2 separate regions of the Homo sapiens genome follow, and region 2 is linked to region 1. The links are chromatin contacts, found by Hi-C or POLR2A ChIA-PET in ENCODE. All regions are on one chromosome and are shown on one strand. Each heading gives the region's core, a stretch centred on a gene start or an enhancer-like site at or near the end of the contact. The rest is flanking DNA. Distances are from core to core; before and after follow the strand shown.

Region 1 (2,700 bases), core at 201-2,700:
AGGCCTAGGCTAACGTGTGCCTTAGTTTTTAACTAAAGAATAAAAAAAAAAAAAGAAACAAAAAAACTTACCAAATAAAGATATAAAGAAAATGTTTGTGTAACTGCACAATAAGTTCGTTTTAAGCTATTACAAAAGAGTTAAAAAGTTAAGAAAATTTAGAAGTTTATAAAGTAAAAGGGTTACCGTAAGCTAAGGTTAGTTTATTACTGAAGAAAGATTAAAAAAATTTAGCGTAGCCTAAGGGTACACTGCTTATAAAGTCTACAAGAGTAGAGCAGTGAATGTCCCAGGCCTTCACATTCACTCACCACTACTCACCAACTCAGAGCAACTTCCAGTCCTGCAAGCTCCTTTTGTGGGTAAGTGCCCCACACTGGTGTAGTATTTTTTTTTTATCTTTTATGCTGCATGTTTACTGTACCTTTTCTATGTTTAGATGCACAAATACTTACCACTGCATGTAACTGCACACACCACTGAGTACAGCAACACGCTGCGCAGGCCTGTAACCTAGGAGCAACAGGCCATGCCATACAGCTTAGGTGTGGAACAGGCTGTACCATTCAGGCTTGTGTAAGCGCTTTCTACGGTGTTCGCACAACAACAAAATGGCCTAAGAACACATTTCTCAGAAAATATCACATCGCTAAGGACGCATGACTGTATGTCAAATGCTATGACAGGAGATGGTTTTTATTCTTTTTAAGTTTATTTAACGAGCATGCATTATTTTGATATATATCACAGGCCATTTCCCGCTAGCTGTAAATCAGAGTCAAGTGACAGCAAGAATTGGCTACTAACTACCCATATCTAACACCTGCCCCCCAAAGCGGCTCAACGGTGGGCATTTGCCAGTCAGGACTACAGGTGGAGGAGCGGCGGCTGCAAGCCGCGACCCAGCCTCCCCGCAGCCTCAGCGTCGGCCTCTGCACTCGGGCTTGCCGCTCCCAACAAGAGGAGGGCCGGGAGGCGGACGAGGGAAAAGCAAAGCCGGGGCCGCTAGCCTCCGCACCCGGATCCCGCCCCTCGGCCGCAGGCCCGGGCCGCACTCCGACTGAGCAACTCCGACCGAAGCGCCGGGCCCGGCCCTACCTTGTAATAAAACACCGCCTCGGAGTAGCGGCCTTCGTGGTCGCGCTGAACCGCCAGACGGGCGAACTGCACAGCGTCCCGCTCCAGTGCTGTGGCGTCCATGGCGCAGTGGCCCCGCGCCGGGGCAGGGAAGGAGGCCCTGACGCAGGACGGCTCTTCGCGGACTGCGGCGGCCCGGCGGCGGCGAGGACTCGGGAGCGCCGCGGAAGGAGCGGCAAAGTTTACTTTGGACGGTGGAGGAGAGCTCGCCTTCCCGTTGCCGGGCTGGGGTCCACCGCGAAGCCGCGCCCCTCAGCCCAGACCCGGCTTGTAGCCCACCCGGCCGCCCCACTTCGCGGCCCCAGCGGCCCTCGCCCCGCCCACCAGCCGCCCGACGCAGGCGCAGCCTGGCCCTCACGAGCTCCTTAGAAGCTGGGGCCGCCGAGGCCAGGCTCGCGGGACTGCGCGGGCTGTGGGCGGGGCCGGGCCCACGCAGGAGCCGGGCCGCGGGGGCGGGGCAAAAAGGCCTGCCGCTGTGCACGTGACCGTCGCGGCGCCCGGGATTGAGCAGCTGAGGGCAGGTGCCACGTCCGAGCTGCCCACACACCGCCTTATGCGTGGCGGTGGCGGTGCAGGGCGAGGCTGTTTTCGTCGACAGTGGGCAGTAGAGGGGTACGCGCCTTACAGATCCTTTCCTCTGTTAAGTGTAAGGGATGGGAGTAAAGAGCTAAGGAAGAATGCCTCCCACCAGCATCTGACACATTAAAAAAATTACCGTGAGGACAGAGGTTCTTTAGAGTCACTCTTCGCTAACATTTATTTTCATTTGTTTTCCACAAGCTGAATCATGACCCTATAGCCCCCCACTGTACACCAAGGTCGTATTGATTGAATTGTTAACAAACAAGGTAATGTATTTCCACTTGTACTTACCCTTAGGTTAACTTGATGCTGTTGTAATTAAATACTTAATTAGGTGATTATTTGATTTATGTCTTCTCTCCCCTAAAGGTCTGAAGTCAGCAGTAATAAAAATGAATTAGTGATGGGCACCACCAAATTCATGCTGAGTCAAAGAAGTAAGAATTGAGTACATAATGTATAATTCCATCTATAAGAAACACTAGAAAACACTACGATGTTAGAAAGCAGATCAGTGGTTGGGAAGGGGATACAAAGGAATCTTTTCGGATGATGAGAATGTTTTATATCTCAATGGTGGTGTAAAAATATATACGTTTGTCAAAACTTATCAAACTACATTTTAAGTGTGTACTTTTAATTTTTTAATTATACTCTAAATTTTTTTTCAGTCATTTGGCCTGCATTTAAAATGGGACTCTAATTTCTTAGTTTAAGTGTATTTCTTCACATTTAGTGAAGTTCTTAATAACAACGGTCTCATCAGGCTGTTATAAAGACACACAGAATTTGATTTTGTGCCTGGCCCAAAGATGGCTCTCAAAGGTAGCAACTACAGTTTTATAGCTGAAGCAGGGATGCTTCCTGTCTTTACCACTTTGATCCCAGCGTTGAGCGCAAGCCTTGTTCCAGAGCAGGTGTTCAACAAATATTTTAAAATGTTGAATGAGTCAACTCCACTACTTAAATATATCTAATGTG
Region 2 (2,700 bases), core at 201-2,700, 300 kb before region 1:
TGTCTTTTAAACAAAAATACTGTGAAGAAACCAAGAGGGAGTATCATATGTATAATAGAATATTACAAGTAACCCTTTGAGTAAAAGGGGGAAAATATTATACCTACCTATTTGCTTGTATATGCACAAAATATTCCCAGAAGTATACATAGAAAACTAAGTAATGGTTGGTAATAAATAATTGGAACTGGGTAGCTGAGGGAGAGGGGTAGGAGAAAGAATTTTAATGTATACTTGTTTGTATGTTTTGAATTTTGAATCACATGCATGTAATACCTATTCTAAACAATTAAACAAAACACCATCTGTACAAAATACTACCTTTCATCTGGAGCACAAGATGGAATTTTTTGTCTTTAAAAGTCCTTAGATCCAAAGCAGCAAGGAGAATTGAGATCTCAGAGAGTTTCCAGATTGGTAGAATCACAGGATTATAGTGCTGCAAAAAGCCTAAGGTTTATCTTGCCAACTTGCTCAGTTGATAAGTGCTAGTGCTCAACTGAGTCCAAAGGGATCAACCCTAGGCTCCCCAATTTCTGGAATCCAAGGGTTTTAGTGACTTTGAGACCAATGGGTAGAGAAGCCAGTCTGTGCCAGTGGGCAGCCATGGGACTCCCAGGAACCCAGCCTCCCTCCTCCCCACCTGTTGTGGACCCTTGGACAATAGATCCTGGAGGTGGGATGGGGGGTGCAGGGATGGATCTAGGGAAAGGAATAAGTGAGCCAGGTGGTTTTGAATTACAAGTGCCTATAGAGCTAAACTGTCACCATGGAAAAATGAAGGCATGGAAACGTAGTGGCTGGAAGCACAGGGTCTTTCCACGCAGTCACAGTTGTCAGCAGGTGTTGGAAATAACCCACCCTTTGGGCCCGATGCAGCTGGAAGGTTTTGTCTCTGACCTATGGCCAGATCTCCCGAATAATTCTACAAACTTGTCCTCCCCTGTCAAGCACTGGCAGAAGATTTAATAGCACCGGCTGATTTATGTTGGCTGCTGTAATCAAATTCAGAGTCAAGGCGCAGCCAGCCATGGAGAGGTTTCTTTATGTTCCCTTGGCTCCTAATAGCATTGTCTCCGCCTTCCTCTCTACTTACCACATGCCATTTGGTCAAATTAGAACTTGAACTCAAAAAGCAGATGCCTTTCTTTAGATAAGGTCCAAAATAATTCTCTTGTCAGGGAAAGGGGGATGGATTTGTTTCCTTGACTCTGTGTGTGCAAAGGAGGTATTTTTGATATATGACTTATATAAAATAATGACCGACACGAGATGACTGATTTTCTTTCATCCTTGTAGTGAGGATAGACTTTTCCTCCTCAAGACATCTCTGTGGGTTAGGGGTGGGAGACAGAAGAGAATAACTTCTTATATGGTTTGCAGTGATTCAATGACCTGCTCAAGGCCTCTCAATGAGCGGCTTCAGGTTCCTCCAGGTGGCACTGGTGCCTTAGCTCTGTGCAGCTCCAGGGGCCCCTAGACATTTGCCAACAAGGGAGTTGGGCTGACCTACTCCCAACCCTAATCCTTGTGAACATATCTTCTGGTTCTCTGTTGACTATCTAAAATTTTTTAATGGTATTCTTTTTAAAATTAGGAATAATTTCAAACATTCAGAGAAAGTAAAGATAATTGTTCAGGGAACACCAATATGTCCACTGTTTGGGGCTGAATTGTGTCTCCCCCAAATTCATGTTGAAGCCCCAGTAATACCCAGTACCTTAGAATGTGACTGTATTTCTTTTGGTTTTGGTTTTGGTTTTGTTTTTTGAGACGGAGTCTCGCTCTATTGCCCAGGCTGGAGTGCAGTGGTGCAATCTCGGCTCACCGCAACCTTCAGTTTCCGGGTTCAAACGACTCTCCTGCCTCAGCCTCCCAAGTAGCTGGGATTACAGGCACCCACCACCACACCTGGCTAATTTTTGTATTTTTTAGTAGAGAAGGGGTTTCACCATGTTGGCCAGGCTGGTCTCCAACTCCTCACCTCAAGTGATCTACCTGCCTCGGCCTCCCAAAGCGCTGGGATTATAGGCATGAGCCACCATGCCCAGCCAGAATGTGACTATATTTGGAGATGAGGTCTTTATAAAAGTGATTAAGTTAAGATAAGGCCATTAGGGTGGGCATTAATCCAACTTGACTGGTGTTCTTATAAGAAGAGGAAATCTGAACACACAAAGAGACACGAAGGATGTGTTCCGAAGAGAGGCCATGTGAGGACATGGCAAGCAGGTGGCCATGCCCAAGCCAAAGAGAGAGGCCTCAGGAGAAAACAAACCAGCCACACCTTGGTTTTGGCCTTCCAGCCTCAAGGTCTATGAGAAACAAGTCTCTGTTGTTTAAGCCATTCAGTCTGTGGTACTTTGTTACCCCAGCCCTAGAAAACCAATACACGAACCGCAGCGATTCTGCACTGGCTATCATTTTGCTGTAATTACTCTATCATATATCTGTTTATTAATCTTTTTTATTGATGGATTTCAAGTGAGTTGCAGATTTGTCACCCTCTTTGAAGAATAGAATAGGGGAGGTAAATCCATGTTTGATTGAAGACCACCAGCACACCTGATTGAACCCTCTCTGTGGTCGGGATAATCAGAGATTGTTTACTCATGGGAGTTTACAAACCAGGAAACTGAAACCCAGAGATGAACAGTCATTGGGTTTGATTGGAAAGACGTGATTCTGGGCGTTGGTAAG

Evidence for each region. Hi-C counts contacts between places; a loop is a spot of excess contacts on that map. ChIA-PET counts read pairs that join two places held with the same protein, here RNA polymerase II (POLR2A). Pooled maps may share reads with other maps.
Region 2: a map with no recorded cell type shows a loop between it and region 1 (6-fold over the local background). The contact joins the enhancer-like site here to the promoter of CAPN7 in region 1. A Hi-C loop is called at or near these places in 1 of 168 maps with a recorded cell type or tissue (gastrocnemius medialis), 3 of 37 single-sample maps with no recorded cell type and 5 of 50 pooled maps. POLR2A ChIA-PET finds 5 or more read pairs at or near these places in 1 of 52 experiments (OCI-LY7).

Annotation. Positions count from the first base shown.
Region 1 is chr3:15,204,996-15,207,695 of GRCh38, reverse strand. CAPN7 (calpain 7) reads right to left here and starts at 1,450. Exons shown (of 21, transcript NM_014296.3): 1 at 1,099-1,450. The coding sequence starts at 1,200. It also overlaps the pseudogene COL6A4P1. RefSeq lists a silencer at 1,225-1,744.
Region 2 is chr3:15,503,930-15,506,629 of GRCh38, reverse strand. All of the region lies in intron 1 of COLQ (collagen like tail subunit of asymmetric acetylcholinesterase), which reads left to right. It also overlaps the pseudogene RN7SL110P. Among named protein-coding and RNA genes, the nearest start is that of MIR4270, 9.0 kb to the right of the region's middle. Within about 2 kb of position 1,450, at least 2 of the 41 ENCODE cell types and tissues checked have a DNase peak (open chromatin) inside an H3K27ac peak, as active enhancers do; they include gastrocnemius medialis, where a contact is called at or near this core.